Regions from separate parts of the Mus musculus genome. Here region 2 is linked to region 1. Evidence: chromatin loops called from intact Hi-C (ENCODE). Cell type or tissue: left cerebral cortex. All regions are shown on one strand. Links, peaks and the distances in the headings refer to the core of each region. The heading gives the core; the rest is flanking DNA.

Evidence for each region. A loop is a pair of places that touch in the nucleus more often than their neighbours do. Peaks named below come from ENCODE experiments on the same cell type or tissue, not always from the same donor. Only the 100,000 strongest peaks of a DNase experiment are listed, where the experiment ranks them.
Region 2: a loop joins it to region 1, with 1.9 times the contacts of the local background. A loop is called at or near these places in 5 of 42 quality-filtered maps.

The regions. Positions count from the first base shown.
Region 1 is chr3:27,558,231-27,566,973 of GRCm38, forward strand. The region is part of intron 3 of Fndc3b (fibronectin type III domain containing 3B); the gene reads right to left. Among named protein-coding and RNA genes, the nearest start is that of Mir3092, 22 kb to the right of the region's middle. In left cerebral cortex, for the core only: no CTCF peak of the experiment used is centred there; DNase peaks (open chromatin) are centred at 3,884 and 5,007.
Region 2 is chr3:27,684,921-27,693,663 of GRCm38, forward strand. The region is part of intron 1 of Fndc3b (fibronectin type III domain containing 3B); the gene reads right to left. Among named protein-coding and RNA genes, the nearest start is that of Fndc3b, 21 kb to the right of the region's middle. In left cerebral cortex, for the core only: no CTCF peak of the experiment used is centred there; DNase peaks (open chromatin) are centred at 2,114, 4,767 and 5,382.

The DNA.
Region 1 (8,743 bases), core at 506-8,505:
GTGTTCTCCCCCTGGTCTCGAACCTCAGTGTGCCCTTGAACAACGACCTCATTTAGCCTCTCTGAGCCTCACTTCTCAACAGTTGTAAGTGGAAATAAAAATACCTACCGTAAACATTGAGTTCACTAACACCTGCAAGAGTTGCGTGTGCCTAATGAGCACACATCTCGCCATTATTTACAAATGTTTTTGATAATTTAATATTTTATTTTTATTTTATGTGTATAGATGTTTTGCCTCAGAAATAATATGATGTCTGTGTATCATGTGTACACAAGGAGGGCAGAAGAGAATCCAATCTATGACTGATGTTACAGGTGGTTGTTAGCTATCATGTAGATAATTGGACTTGAACCCAGGTCCTCTGGAAGAGCAGCCAGTGCTCTTAACCACTGAGCCACCTCTCCAGCCCCAGTGCTCTCCTTGACTGCAATTTGTTGCATTCTCTCTTTTGTTATAATTACGCTGTATGGGATAAGTTTTTAAAATATCATGTGCTCTTATAATGTATAAGGCCAACTAGTGTATACAACATATACTATTTACTTACTGGGCAACTTTTCCTTAACACACAAAATATCAAGTATTTCATAGTACAGGGCGTCTATAAAATTTGGCTTTTTAAATTACCAAACTGTATATCGAGCAAATAGTCTCTTAATCCCAAGTATTGTCCTAAAAACTGTTAAAGCCATTTGTGTAAAATGTTTTAGGGAGTGTAGGGCAAGCAAGTGACTTCCAGCTAGAAGCGTTTTCTTCCTGGCCTTGCTTTCAGGACTTGTTAAATGACTTGAGCATGCTTGGCCCCTTCCTCCTCACGCCATAATCAAAGCCATCTCAGGTACACTCTAATGGCTTCTGAAAGTCAACTGTGCTGTGGAACCTCAAGGTTGCTCCAGAGCAAGCCACAGCCTTCCTTCCTCAGCAAGTCCCACAGTGAATGGGTTTGTCATCTCTGCCTGATCTGTGGTTGAGAATGCTCTTCTTGCCGTCATCCTTCCCTAAGCAGCTAAGGTTTCCCTTTTCCATCATCTAAAGATGCAGCTGTCTCTACTATTCTAATACATTCTCTCCAAAGGCTTTACAGCTTGTAGAACTGGAACCATAATGTTTATTGAGCCAAAACATTGAGTTAAAACAAAAAGGATACTGGGGGAGGGAGCTGCTCAATCCACCAATATTGCCTAAATTCAGAGGGGAGAAATGTCTCTCAAACAAATAGATTTGTTCCTTGCCTACACTGGGAAATCATTAACCTACGAGACCTCTCAAACATTTTGAAACGATATTGTAAACTGTCCAAAGTCTTGCTTAAATACACTGGTTATACACGGGTGGGTCTATGCAGACATGTAGAGGTATACACATAAATTAAGAGAGAAGCTTACATGATACAGTGAGGCTTTTAAAGTCTATTTGTAAGAACTACGATGTCTGGCTAGAGAGAGAACCACTATGTAGTCAGATGAAAGCTGCCACATGTACAGCTTGTAGAACAAGAACGAGGATGTTTATTGAGTCAAGTCGCTACATTAAAAACAAAACCTTTGGGGAATCTGAAAGATTTCAGGGTTAGGCTGTGACTTCAATATCAAGAACTCCATGTTCTCACTGAATATCATGAGCTCTGAGATTGGTTTCTAACCACTATAGCATCTAACTGCACCAAAGGACTACATTATCTGGGAGTGTCAATGTCAGCTATCATTTGCTAATCAAGTTGCATTTACTGGTAGCAAACCTTGATCCAGAAAAGTAGAGAACGGCTTAACTATCCAATGGTATCAGAGACTGAGGAAGACCCCATCTCCACTATTCCTTTAGGAGCCAGACTATCACAGAGAGCTCCTGAGCTCCCCTCCAAGGCTGAAGGCCAGTGTGGAATAGGCCCCCAATCCTTAGAACAACTGACTTAGAGCAAGTGATGGAGGTAGCATTCAGGCTGTAAAACTCAGCATGTAGACAGCACCACCTGCTGAGCCAAAAATAAGGTCCTGGTCCACCAAAGTTCACAGTGCTGGGAAAGTCTCTAACCTGGCTTTCTGGCTTCTGTAGTTCTACTTCTGACTAGCTGTTCTTGTTAACTGAAGAATGTCAACCCAAGACATGAATTTTTGTGCTTTAAAAGCTCACCGTGAGAATGGCTCAAAGACCTAGTATGGGCCAGCCAGCTAATAAGGACTTTCTTTTGGCTTAACCCCAGGTCTGCTCAGTCTTCCCAGGTGAATGTCTTACAACACAGTCTGCCTTACCCACTGCTTCTTTCTTATGACTAGGCATCTCCAGCTCACGGGAGACTAGATGCTGCTGCTGGACACTATGCTCGGAAACCTCAGCTCTAATGGAGTAAACACAGCTTCGCTGTCTGGAGGGCAGTGTCCTACTGACACCAAGAAGCCTGAAAGTGAATGAATGGTAGGCCGTTCAAACTGGCCTCGTGTAAAAACAATTAGAAATAAATTACTTGTATCGTATAAGATTTGGCCATTTTAAGTTGAGTACACCAGTAAGCAGCAGCCCTCCATGGCCTCTGCATCACCTCCTGCCTCTAGGTTTCTGTCCTGCTTGAGTTCCTGTCCTGGCTTCCTTCAATGATGGACTGGCTCAAAAGAAAACAATCTAAGGATGCCAATGAGGCAAAAAGAATAAACTTCGGCTTCTATGTGAGATCATATATAATCATTAACTCAAAACTAGGCATGGACCTAAATATATTCATTGAACATTAGACTACCTACATTCATGGAAGAAAGTAGACTTCGTCTTTGTGACACTCTCATTCGTTAAGAGTCAGACATGACACCACAAGTAAAAAGAATAGAAGAAAACCTGTACTCTGTCAAAATTAAAACCTTTGTGCATTAAAGGCATTACTAAGAAAATAAAACTATAGGATGAACAACGTGCAGATCCCATCTGATAAGAGACTTCTATCTAAAAACGAAGAATGCTTATACTTCAAGAAAAAGAAAAAAAAACCACCTAATTTAAAGATAGGTAATCTGTTGTGATCATAAAAAGAGAAAGAGCTATAAGAATATGTTCTGGCAGGGTGTGGGGGAAGGGGGTGCCTCAGTGGGCCCATGCCAAGGCATCCCTTCCCCCTGAGGGACCAGACACACACACCAGTATAGTATAGAATAGAGCTTATTTAGGGCATGGGGAGGGGAGTTAAGAGAGTAGCAGAGGCAGAGAAAGGCAGAGAGGAGAGAGCAGAGAAATAGAGGCTGGTCATGACCATGTTGGGGGGCGGGTAAGGGAACAGGGCAAGAGGGGAAGCAAGGGGCAAGAGGCAAGGGAGGAGTAAGAGAGAGAGGAGGGGGGCAAGCAGCCACTTTTATAGTGCCAGGCCTGCCTGACCCTTGCCAGGTAACTGTGGGGGTAGAGTCCAGACAGAATACCAACCGAATTGAATGGACATTTCTCAGATCAAGAGAGTTATGAGCAGCCCTGAAAACAATCAGGAGGGGACCCTAATCAAACCATAGTGGAGTGTGGCCCAGCAGCTATACGGCCTAGGTATTTGTAAAGGTATTTGGAGTCAGAGTGTTATTCTGGGAGCATGAGGATGGGAGACAGAAGGAGACGGAACTTTTACAGAGTCACGTCAGATGCTAGGCACTCAGCATATCGCTTCGGTTCCAGCAAAACGAGGAAGGCAAACCGCTTTCTCCAACCTGTAATTTCTTCCCAAGATTCAAAGTTGACTTGAAGAATACAGCCCTATCCTTACAGAAACCTGGGTTCGGATCCGGCCTGGGCTACTACAGTTACCTGAAGAGAGGAGCACCTGCTAATTTCAAGGGTTGCTCTAAGGAAGGGATGATGGGGCACAGATCCAGCATCTTCAACAGTGCCACCAGAAACTGGTGACTCAGCAACTTTAACACTGCACTGAAGAGAGGTAGGAGAATTGCACAGCCAGATTGCTGCAGAATCCCTGGGAGAGAGGCCAAGAGAGCAGGGAGCTTGTTTTGCCCTTCACAGGTTTTTCTCCCAAAAGTCCTATCTTTTCACTGCAAAATTATAGCCTATTTTTAATGACAAATATGTAAATAACAATTTAGACAATAAGAAATGGAAAAGGAGCAGAAAATGTTTTCCTTCTATTTACTATCTACCCCCATAGCCCTAATCCTCCTCCCCACTCTCTACACACACATACACACACACACACACACACACACACACACACACAATTTCTGTTTTCTTTCTCTAGTTTCTAGGAACCCAATAGTTGCGTGTACCTCACTTTCTCAGTGGGCTGGGGCAGATGGATGTCAAAGGACCAGTCCTCACTTTCTGGAAGCAGGTCTTCTGTACTAGACACTGGCTTTAGTACCAGAATTTCTAGCTGGCCCGACAATTGCCCTTAAAGGCAAATGACCATAATAGTAGCGGAGGCACACCCCTGAAGCAAACTGCTGCCAAGAACCAAAGCTGGGCTGGGCAGATGGACACTCCTGCACTGATGCCCAGGGCATCAAGGCCAGGCCACGGCCATCTTCTCATGTCAAAGACAAGGCTGGGGATCTGTCCACCCTATCAGCTTAAAATCTAACTCTTTCAAAACACTCCTCTAAGAACTGAGTTTGCAAAACAAGTTGAAAGGCAACAAAACACCAGGGATTAAAGCTGAAATTTCAACTTCCTTTAGTTTAAATAAATTTAAGACAGCTACCTAAATAATCTTATTATCAAGTGGCCTTAGACTTCAGTGTTTTAGAACAACCTACGTAGTTACTTTGTGAGTACATAGTGCTATAATATGTTGGTTAATATTTTATTGATTTCAATTCAATAAACATTCATTATGCAAGATGTGGAAAGAAATAAAAAGGCACCAGGGTTTCACAACTGATCCATAAAGACAACCAACTACCACATAGGGCTCAGCAGTTTTCTTTTTAGAGGCAAGTGGTTTTGTGGCTATATGTAGCAATTACTCTTATGATACTTGAGGAAATTTTAAACCTTCACACTGGCAGTGAACGGTAAAGGGATTGGTGAGTCATTTACTGCATGTACACTGTGCTAACACCAGTTTGAAAAAAAATGGATTTAAATTCAGAACTATGGATACAAAGCTTTATGACCATCAAAGAGAGCAGGCCCCAGGCAGGGGCCAGTAATTGAATCTTAAACTCTAGTTTTACAACTCTTGTTGCTGCTTTGTTGAACTCAACACTTCCTTGTTACACACAGTCAGGCTGTGCTGGAAGGTAAGGGTCCGGCGACATTACAGAGAAGGAGTGCTCCTGTTCCTAAGTATGGAGAGAGGGGGATTACAAATGAGCAGGGGTGTAAGGGGCTGTGCAAGCGGTCAGGCTGGGACCCTGCTTTTGCCTTGAAGTTTGTGACAGTGTCTAAGCACGCACTCAGGCTTACAGTCTGGATGTCACAAGCAGCACAGGCTCTTGGTGCGTCTAGGCCATAGAAATGACTAAAGAGTGAGGCAGGAGACCCACGTAAAAAGGTGCGGAATCATGAGAGACACCGAGTTCATGCTCACTTCCAACCTGAAGCTCAAGTTGGTTTCCAAGCTCTTGGCGCTCTGCCCTTCATGCTGTCTGAATCCAAGTTAGGAACAAGATTTACCTGCACGACATAAAAACATCTGGTACCACCCTGTCAACTGTGGTTGTCTTGACAACAATTACTCAACTTGAACTTCTTGGGTTGGGCTTCCTCATTAGACTGGGGATGGCCATGTCCATGGGTGTACACATGAGCCAGGACCCTGTAAGCTTCAACCCTCTAAAGAATGACACAAAGGCAACTCAGTACTACTGAGAAATGGGTCCTGACGGATTCTTTCCATCTACAATCCCTTGTGAGTGATAACCATACCCGAGACAAAAGCATCGAAAGGGCATGGAGTGTCCGTCTGTCCATCTGCTTTACATGGGGGACGCGTGCATGTGATGCATATGGCTATGTGGGCACATGCACATGAGACCAGAGCCCGTCATTAGTTGTACTTGCTAACCACTCTCCATCTTACATACTGACTATGGTCTCTCACTTGGTGGCTGATTCAGCTAGTCTGCCTTGCCAGGGGAATTCTTTAGCTCCACTGTCCAAATGCTGGAATTACCAGTGGGTTGCCATGTCCGTGCTTCATCTGTTTGAGTTCTAGAGATCTGGTCACCATGGTGGCTATCTCCCAAGCCCCATTTTTAAAGCCAGCCCTTCCCAAGGTGCTTTGTCTACTCCCTACTGGGCTATCAGGTAGATCAATACTCCCAATCCCTCATGCAGTGTAGAGGACCATTCACTGATCAGTCAGTAGCAAGGGAGGTTTCTGGGAAAGGTGGGAAGAAACTGGTGCCCAGAATCCCTAGTGAAACCTTAAGTGATTTTATACACTGTAAAAACTTCCCAACATTGTCCTTACTGAATAAAGGTACTTCAATTACATCTGAATCACATCTTGAGATGAAACGCAAGTAATATTGTTAAAGAATACTATTCAAGTTTATAATATGTGTAGCAAAGAATCAAAACGACAGATTGTTCATTGTAGGGCAACTCAGGAGAGCTATGATAAACCATCCTGACAGCAGAGTTCACCATGGCTCTGGGTGTTTGGGGCTTTTCAAGCTATTTACTTTCAGCAGCCTTCTCCACTCTCAGGGGCTTGTGGCCTACTTGCCTAGCATGCAAACAGCCATGTTTTACCCTAGTACTGCATAAGCAAGGCATGGTAGCCATGCCTTTAAATTCAGAACTCGAGGTAGACAAGAAGCTTAGGAGTTCAAGATTATCCTTGACTACATAGTAAGTCCCAGGCCAGTAAGTTTATATGAAACCGTGTATCAAAAGAGAGAGGGAAAGAAGAAGAGAGGAACGGAGAGGAGACTAGGGAGGGAGCAAGGAAGGGAAAGAGGAGGATAACGGATAAAGGATGGATACAAGCATAAAACCATGTCTGTTCTTCCTTGCCAGACACCTCGGCCCATCCCGCGTGATTCCTCACAAACCCCTCTTCTTCCCCAGATGAGCAGAGACGTGAGGCAGAGCTGGGGCTCTCGGAAGCCTTAAGGGTGTGTGTGAATTGTGCTATTTTGTCCGTGGCCATGATCTAGTTGGAAAGTTTGAAAATAGCACTGAAATGATTAACCAGATAGCAACACAGTATTGCATTCCTCGTGAGCTGTTTCACATTATACATCTGTGACAAATCAAATGACTCTAAAGCCATCACCCATCAGAAAGCTGAAAGCAAATTATTATAACACATAGTTTTACCAAGATAGCGTTCCCTGGCAACGCTACTCTCATGAGGTTACGAAACAAACCACAGAGGCAGGTTCCCCTATAACTGCTCCCAAGGTTATGTCTGCAGTCCCCTTTACACCTAAACTTGTACCAATAGAGTGCTCTGACAACATCCTAAAGACATTGTATTGATAACATCCTACAGTTTACTAGCTTGGTTCAAATTCAAAGGTAGACAGGCCCATGATCTATAGACTAGAACTACTAAAGAATGAAAAAATAAATAAATAAAAAATAAAAATCCAGAGTTGTTATGGAAAGGGCTGGAGTAAAGATGAGAAATCAAATGTTCCATGAAACAGAATCACGTTGCATCCTCTGTCTCCTATTGAGAAGGCCCCTTGCTTGCAAGCAAGCACCCATTATCACTAGTGGAAGGTGTCCTTCAAGGCCCTGTGATTTTCTAAAGTGAACTTAAGTTTTACAAAGGTGTTTCACTTACTAACAAAACTTCTCTGAGCTGCCCAGTGGCCATGACTTGGTAATAATGGCCTAGAGGTGATGAGTTGTATATAATCCCCATCTCTGTTGAGAGTTTCTACAGTCAGGCCATGCTTCCACAGCCAGAGCTTTCCTTCTGAGGACTGGGGAAGTAACAATGCTTGGAGGAAGGCTAGACTCAAGTAGCCTAGCCTCAACCATCTCTCAGAGCTTGAAGTCAGGTACATACTTCCAGAAAATTTGGGAAGAGTAGAAAGGCTGGAAAGGCCTAGAGAGCTGAGCCAAGCTGACCAGCCATCTTCTCAGTAACAGGATATTTGAGGTGTTCTGTGGCTGTACTAAAGGTACTTTCTCATCCCACATACTGTGCCCTAGAACCTCAGAAGTGTGCGATTCTTCACAATCAGCTAAAGCTTCGCTTTCAAAAGTCGGCTCCAATGGCCTGGTGTGGAGTCTCTTACCTGCAGTATCAGCACCACCGATCTCACTTAAGTCTACAATTACAGATTCTAGAAAAGGGCTGTTGCTGGACCTTCACTAAATTCCTTCTTGCCATCATGCTTGGGTGCCTGCTGTATCAGGATTTGAGGCCTTTAGGAAATGCTGACTTCCAGACTTCTGGGTCTGCTTCTTTTTTCATAAATTACCCATCTACCGCTCCACCCCACCATGAACAAGTGATCCACTAGTTTTGATGTAGATATTCCTGTACCGATTCAGTAGGATAGGCAATGAGGAGGGACGAAGCAGTAAGCTCTGGGTAGGGAGACAGCCTGCTGGGTAAAGGACTTGCCTTATGACAGGAGTTTGAATTGCCTGGAGCCCACAGAAAAGCAGGAGACAGCACCCCGGAGCTCTTAAGAAAAATGCAAAGCAGAGACAGGAGAGTCTCCAGAGCTTTGAAGGCAGACAACCTGGCTGAGGTGATGACAAAAAGGCCTAGTCTCCAAACAAGGTGAGAAGGTGAGGGCTGTCACCTGAAAGTTGTCCTCAGGCTTCCACACATACCTCTTAGCATACA
Region 2 (8,743 bases), core at 9-8,008, 130 kb after region 1:
AGCATTCCAAAAGTCACACCGGACACTTTGGCTCCAACAATGAGCTGTTGTTGAAACTATAGCTCTCTCTCACAGCAGTTTGTCTTTTTAATACATTTCTAAATATTAAGGAAATGTTCCTTTTGTTTTAGTCTTTTAAATGTCTCACTCATTAATGAAATAAAGTAACGAAAGAGCCTTTCTCTGGAGCTATGGTGGAGACAGAAACGCTTAGGCAGTGAGACTGGCAAACTCACCTCTATACCGCTTTCTTACTTCTCATCAGAAAGGGGGGGGGGGGGAACAGGGGGCAAGGAGAGGGGGGCACTTCACTAGTGCCCCAGTCAGGAAAGCTGCAAGAACTAGTTCTGCAGGAATCGCCTCACTGCAGGAACAGGGCCCAAGCAGTGCAAGGTCTGAAAGGAGGAGGCAGAACACTAACACCCTTAGGCTTCTGCTGGTTCCTGCACACTATGCCGAGGGACCAGTGAGGACAGGCCTGTGCCGTGAACAGTGTCCACCTAAGAAACTATTCCTAAGAACGCAAGGAAGAGGAAAGAGAGCGAGCTCAAACCCCAAAAGCTCACAATAAAGGAGCTTGTGTCTGTCACTGAGCAACCACAACACAATTCTGTACACTTGTCAGCAAAGGCGCTTCAAAAGCACCCACTCCCAGCACCTTTGCAACCTCTTAAAGATAGTAGTAGTCAAACAGATAGATAGATAAGATAGATAGATAGATAGATAGATAGATAAAACAAACTCAATTATATATCAAATTCTCGAAGGAGACAAATACTCCTTCCTTAAGTATGCAATATAACGTCCCGTTCCCCACTGGTAGCACTTTCTTCGAAAACATGAAACGGTGTTAATGGTTTTCAAACTTCCCAGGTTACTCAATAACCACAACAGTAACTGAAAGTTGCTAGAGCAACGGGCCAGTTTGGAACTTAATCGGAGCCTTGTGACCAAGGCTCTACTTAAAAGGCTCACCTCAGGCAAGCCTTGGGTTTCCCAGGGGGAAAAAGCTGTGTTTGATGAAGCCCGTGGCATCCACCTGAAAGAGCAGAGAACTTACACCGTTTCACCACAGCTGGATGCGGGCAGGCTGCAGGGAGTTTCCTCGTTGTTAGTCTAGGTAGATACGACCTCCCTGTTCTCATCTGGAAACTAAGAATCACAATATTACCCTTGAGAATTAATAAGGAATATAGCTGGGCCCTGGTGCCGTACACTTTTAATCCCAGCACTCGGGAGGCAGAGGCAGGCAGATCTCTGAGTTTGAGGCCAGCCTGGCTACAGAGTGAGTTCCAGGACAGCCAGGGCTACACAGAGAAACCCTGTCTTAAACAAACAAACAAACTATATATACATCATATAGTATAAATATATCTTCTAACATATAATAGGTGCAGCTTTTAGTTTTTAGGTGAGTGTCCAGCAATGTGTTTCATTTTGGCATTTTCATACTTAAATATGATTAAAGGAAGCTCCGGTGCCCAGATCAGCGAACCCTGGTGGCCACTGCCCTGACCCCTTTCACTGCTCATCTCCAAGACGACACCAAAGCTTCATCATTGCTATAGTGACAAAACCCTGGGGAAACAAGAGAAATAAAGTCCAAAAACTCCTTACTAAGCAGTGGGAGCTAAGTGCCAGAGCAGCACAGGCGACCTCTGGGACACTCCTTACCTATGCTGGACCGGCTAGAGCGGCCAGGATGTGGCCCCACAGTCCCAATCTTTGGGCTTCCCTCATAAAAATGAAACCACCAAAACTGGCGCAAACATATTAACCCTACCCCACCCCCCACACCACTTTCACCAAAAACAGAGGTGTTCAGAATATCGGACTCCATCAGTACAAAGCCAGTTTGTCCTCTGTGAGCGAGAAGAGGGGCTGGGAGTGAGGGCTGTGCAGAGGGCTAAATCAGGAAGGCAGTACTGTCACAGAAACCAGCCCAGGTCTATCACTGCAATACACTTTCTGACTTTAGTCTTTTCTGACCATCTGGAGCTATTCCAGGCACAGAGCCAAAACTTCATAATTCCTTTGCAAAGTAAACGACAGATCAGTAAGTGCCACGTCTCCAGCAGCAGCCACCGAGGGCACCTCGTGGCCTCTGTGCTCCCGGGAGATTCACACATGTAGTAAAACAGCGGGCTTCCGATGAAACCTGTGACCAGTGCAGCAACGGTGTTCCTTTGGAAGAAGACAACGGCTTTTGTGTCTATCACCTTATTACACTATTCATAGACAGAAGTAGACCATTTGTGAGTTTTACTGAAAAGGGCCACCTCTGGACTAGACTGGTCTGTGTGCATTCATTACTGCTATGGAGACTACATTCGGGGACATCAAGCATCGGTCAGGTGGGTTATGTGACACACCAGGCGACAGCGGTGACCTTTGGATTGATGGTAGCTGGTACGTTGGCAGGAACTTCTGTTTAAACCAAAGGTCAGCAACATCCCTTTCTTCATCAGTACCGAATGCCCAGCCGCCATGGGCCAGGAACATTAGCACAGGTGAATGAAATAAGAATGCTCACAATCTCAGCCCAAAGCACATGTCTGCAAAGTCGGCTGGATTTCATGTTATCTGCCACCGACAGGCACCTGACCACTCAGGAGTTTGAATCTGATAATCAGTATTAGGGAGGGAGCTCAGTAGGTGCCTGCCACCCCAAAATGAGGGCCTGAGTCTGGGTCCCCAGAAAGTATGCAAGAGGAGGATCCAGCAGAGCACACCTGTAGCCCCAGCACTGCGGCTAGGGAGTGGTCTGTGTGCAGAGATAGGCAGATCTTTAAAGCTCATCGCCAGCCAACCTAAGTGTTCAGAGAGAGACTCTGCCTCAAAATATAAAGGTGGAGAGGATGAAAAATGGTACCCAATGTCTACCTCTGGCCTTCACAAGTGCACTGGTACATACACCCAACACACACACACACACACACACCCAACACACCCAACAGGCACACACCACACATGCATCTACACTAATAAACACATATACCCCACAGAGAAAGTATCTTACTCACCAAAATAAAAAAGAATAATTGAAATATATTTGAAAATCTTCCCCTGGAACACAATGAGAAGGTCAAACAGCACAGATGTTCTGAAAACTTTTTTTTTTTTTGAGGGAGCAGTGTTCAAAGACATGAAAGTTATCTTTACTTTCAGCACCAGAGAACTATCTTATCTAAGAAGAATATTTTACAACTAAATAATCTGTATTTGCATACAGTGGTAGCAGAGCCAGCTTCTAAAGGAGAAGCCATAAGGAGGTCCACGGATGAGTGGAAGAACTGCGCATCTCAAAGCAAACTGAAGTCAGTTTCAAATAAAAATATAAATTAAGTAATAATGGCTCTCCTCCCAAGTAGGCTACTATAACAAAATTGTTTTGACTGAATAACATGAACAACAGAAATGTACTCCTTACAGAGCTGGGACAGGAATCAGAAGGTAGAGTGCTCAGCTGGTCTGCAGAGTCCTGACTGAGCTATCCATCCTGCCCTTTCTTTTCTGACTGGTTCGCTGTCAAACAGTGCGTGCTCATTATTAAACCCATGGGCGCCGCTCAATGTCCTGCACCAATTCTGACCGAAACCCTCATGATCTACCCTGGGAAAACAGAAGGACCGGTGACTTCCGTGACTTGCCATGAAGTCACACGGAACTCAGAACTGTTCGAGAGGAAAAGGGCAGGCTCTCAGTGCCAGACTGCAAAAGGAAAAAGGACACTGACAGAATCACACTGCCCAGAGACTTGATGTCAGGTGTTCAAGTGCAGCCTTTAGGGTAGATCTCACCAAAGGAAACTGCTGGGGACAGAGTGCTTAGGAAGACACCAGCCAAGGCGAGCAGTCCCGCAGGAAGAACTAACTCAGAAGCAGGGCCCAAGATGGCTTAGCAGCTAAAGTGCTTGTCATGCAAGCTAGACAGATTTAGTCCAATCCCTGGAACCCACAGACTAAACTGAGATCCACAGTTGTCCTCTGGTCTTCCCAAGCAAGCTATGTTACACACACACACACACACACACACACACACACACACACACACACACAGTAAAAATAATTAAAAGCAAAGGGCAGGGGCTCCCAAAGAGATATAAATGTCAAATGACAGCAGCAAAGACTGGGAATGCTGTGTTATTTTAAGGAGCTAGAAAATAATTGAAGAAAACTGAGGAAAAGACACACAAAAATAAAACACCCTTCAAAAAGCATTCATTAAAAAGCGGCGTGTTATAGCTCAAGCCTACAATCACAGCTTTTGAAAGTTAGAGGCCGAGGACTGGGAGTTCAAGGCCAGCTGCAGCAACACTGCTAGCCTGGGCAACAAGAAACCGTGACTCACAAAACAAAAAGTATATAATAAACAAATATTTCACAAATAAGGAAGACAGCTATGACACATATACATAAATAAAAATGCGGGTGGCTCCACAGATGGAGAAATCTTAACCCCTCAGGGGAGAGGAACAGGCCGGCTTCTTCAGCAGAGGTCCACAGCAACTTCTGTCTAGGGTGAGAGGCCCAGGAAGGCAATCCCTGCCTCTGCCTCCCATCACTCTGCTCTCCAGTCCCTCTCACATGCTGACTTTTGTCCTTCAATCACTTAGGATTGCATCCTCACCATGGTATATGGGCTGGGGAAGAACCATTAGAAATCAAAACGGAAGGAAAAAGAGGAAGGGGGGAGGGAGAGCGGGAGGGAGGAAGTGATGAGCACACTAAGACTGAATCACGAAGCAGGGCCTGGTGGCAGATGCCTCTGATCACAGCATGTGGAGGACCTTGGCAAGAGGACCGGGAGTTCAAGGCCAGCCTCAGGCACACAGCCAAGTCAAGCTGAGGCCAGCCTGAGCTACTCGAGATCCGGCCTGGGTCATAAAGTACATTAAAATATTATATATATAAAATCAGCTTTACTAAAATTACCAGATTCTGCCTAGAAACACTGGGGACAAAAAGGAAATGCCACTTTCAAAGAGGAGAAGAGTAGCTGGCAGCTGGGGTATAGGAGGCAGGTATGGGCACAAAGGAAGCCACTTGCCAGCCCTAGAAAAGGAAAGTGGTCACTCTGTCACCAGTCTACAAGACGGCCTGGGAAAGGGCAGAATGGGAACTGGACCCTTCAGGGCCAGGCTGGCAGGCACCAGCATCAGGCCATCTCCACAGCCTGTGTGGGAAGCCATTAAGAACCAAGACCCCCATGAGTCACACGGTACATTTCTCAGTACCGCCAGGCAGGTGACCACACCAACACAGTCACACTCTAACACACATCCCCAGTAACCTGTATGTGTTCCTGTGTGGAACTGAAAGGTTAACACTGCAGAAACAGCAGAGGTCCCCTTGGCTCTCTGCCCTGACTTCGTTAAGATTGTGCAACTTGTACAAATAGAACCATTTCCTGTCCGCTGCACAAAGCAGCTAATGGACTGGTACAATCCGGGGATGACTTAACGGAAGAACTCAGCCCACTGCTGTCTTACTGCACTGTTTCAAAAAAGAAATGAAGGGAAAGGAAACCGCTGGCCACCAGTGTCTGTCTGAACGTCAGTCAGTCCTTTATGATGTCCTCTCACACAGGTGGCAAACGACAAAGCCAGGAGAATCCACTTGACCGTAGCCACGAGACAATAAGCATCATACCCCGCCCCCTAACATCCTCTATTAATATAGTCCTAAAGGGTCGGCAGGACTGGCTCACCAGGCTCAGTCCCCAGAACCCACATGCTCCAGGACAGAACCAACTCCCAAAAGTCTTCCCATGGCTTCCACGTGAGTGTTATATATAGCACGCGAGCATCCACGGTCACACGCACACAATAATGCAAACGGCAGGCTTCAAAATGATATGCAAACCAGGCCATTTTGGAAGGAAAGCATCAAAACTGATACAGCTACAGCTCAGCTGGCAAAGTGCTTGCCCGGCATGCATGAAGCCCTGGGTTCGAACCTGCAGCCTATCAGACAGACATGGTGTATATGCTATACACCTAGCATAAAGGATCAGAAGTCCAAGGCCATCCCCGGCTACACAGTAAGTTCAAGGCCAGCCTGGGCTACATAAAACCCTGTCTCCAGAAACACCTGATATAAATTAAAGTTAAAAGTTCAGAAGCATCCAGTGTCCACACAGTATACATTCTAATTGTAGAAGACAAGTGTCAAAGAAGAATAGGAAGAAGGGGTGGGGGAGGGGAAGGAGGAATACAGCCTGGGCTCCCACGGCCCACATTACCCTCCAGTAAGTAAAGCTCTTTTGCGTAAGCTATGTGGTGTGAGTATTTATTATCTGCAAACACAATAAACCTTGCCTAAACACTCTCATTCTTTCTATCTATCTGCACACAAGTTCAGGGAGCACAGTTGCTTGCTGTCTTTAGTCAAAATTTTCCTATAGTTCCAAGAAAATAGAATTAGAACATTGCTTTCAAGTGAAAAAATCTAACAGAAATGTCCTACTGGTTCAAACACATGGCATCCCTATGTCACAACAGATGTCTCCCTCTGTCATTAAGTCACTCATTCAATAAACACTAACTGAGCATCATTGTTTGCCAGACACTATGTACAAGAGAGCAAGAAACACACGGTACCTGCCTTCAGTGGATCTAGATCTTTAGTGGGAAACTAATGGGAAGAGGAATCAGAAGTCTGTCCCTTCCTGGCCACCGCCCTGTCACACTCAAGCACCACCCTGAGCAGACTGCAGATCCTAAACTTCAGGTCCTGCCCCAGCCCATGTGACTCATCTGGTCACGTCATCTTCCTCCTAACAGGCAAACAAACATATGACATGGACCATACTTAAAGATTCTCCCCATTATGGAAGAAAAAAATCAGCTTTATAAGCTCAGGGGTACAGAGGAAAAAATGTAAAAATAAGTTTATTAGTATCCAGAATCCATACAGGTCAGAGTTTACTGGAGAGGAGTTGGGGCGGGACCAACTTATAAAAGGCTTCACCACAGCCGGCCACTAGCACCAACTCAGAACACAGGACTACAAACCCACAGGCCAAAGCAGTGAGTCGGACGCCCAGAGACGAAGCTCTGACTGGATGAAGATCCCATCTGGAGCTGGAGAGAGAGCTCTGCAGTGAAGAGCACAGACTGCTCCTGCAGAAGATCCAAGTTTGGTTCCCAGCACCCATACCTAGAGGCTTGCAACTGACTGTAATTCCAGTTCAAGTGACTTCTCACCCACTTCTAGCTGCCACCGCACCCTCACAATTTCTTGAAAACAAAACAAAACTACTATGAATCTTTTCTAAAAGTCTCCATCTCATTATTTATACCTTTTGTGGGGGGCTTCGGGGGTGCGGAGGCAGGGTAGGTCTGCTTCAAGACTGAATCTTAAGAATCTCAAGAAAGAAAATTTAAGAAACATCAGTTGGTGTCCACACTGTGAACAACCACCACAGTAATAATAACTCTACAGAAAGCAAGCATTGAGTAAGAAGGAAGTACTGGTCATTTAGAACAAAGATCTCTCACTGTCTAAGCAACTGACTTCCTGGCTAAATTGTCATTCCTAGAAAATCAAAATATGACTTCCCTAATGCTAAAGATCACAGGATGGCTAACTGGTTAGAAACTTTCCTCAATGAAGGGTCTTAATGGGTAAAAGAATCCAAAGGACAGGAATATTCGCCAAATCGCTCTGATTGACTGGATGATAAACATCCTTACAGGCAGGCATTAGAGCCGCATCCTGGAAAAATAAGACAGCATTGTGCTCAAGGTTAAACAAGCTTAAACACGTTATCAAGTAAAACGTGTTCAATGATTGCTTTTCCATGGCAAAATGAGTTATGTTGTTGACTAAGAAAAATAAATAATCGTGCCTAACCTGTGTCTGGGCCCTAATTTCTTGCCAAACTAAAGCACATTAGATACAGTTCCAACGCATGTGTCACTCTATGCCACTCTAGATGGTAAACAATCCATACAGCCATTTTTAAATCTAAATATCCAACCAAGCAATTTCTCAGGTCAAAAGTTTTACTCCCAAATCTTTGGCTAGCAGGAGAAAAATTTCAAGGCCGTTTAATGCTTTTGCTATATATAAACCTCAAAGCCTCCACCCCGTGTCATAAGTCATAATTAGTGTTGAGAGTTCTGAGAAGTGATCTCAGAGACACCCCAACACAATGGTCCGTGGGCCCCTGATATGGGAAATGCCACAAAGAAAGCCTAATCATTTTATAAATGAAATATAAAATGTGGAAAAGGTTAGAGAAGCATTCCCTCTGGAATATATCAGATCGTGTACTATCATCCAAGTCACGAAGTCATGATGCGGATCAAGTATTGACTCCTTCTACGCACTTGTAATCAATGAGGCAAATGAACATTGGCAGCCATGATACTGGTAATAACACTAATTAACGTGGATTACTTGTCAAAGGTAAAGGGGCCAACACTGTAGGCAGCCCTGTGCCCAATGCTTTCCTAATTAGGACAAAGAGAAAGGAAATTGCTGATGAAAGAAAGCACCTCAGTCCATTGCTGTCTTCCTTCAGAGATGTGGGAAGGTCCTGGCTTCCCAATGCACCATCTCAGACAGCAACACGAAGTTCTACATGGACACACCATCAATGTAAAACGAGCATCCGCCTGAGCTACAGTGCCGTACACAAGGTTGTCTCCAGTATGAACTACAGAGCCATCTCCCCCTGGTTGAAGCAGCTGCCCTCCGCCCCAGGGTTACCCATGATTATAAGCAGGGCCTTGAGA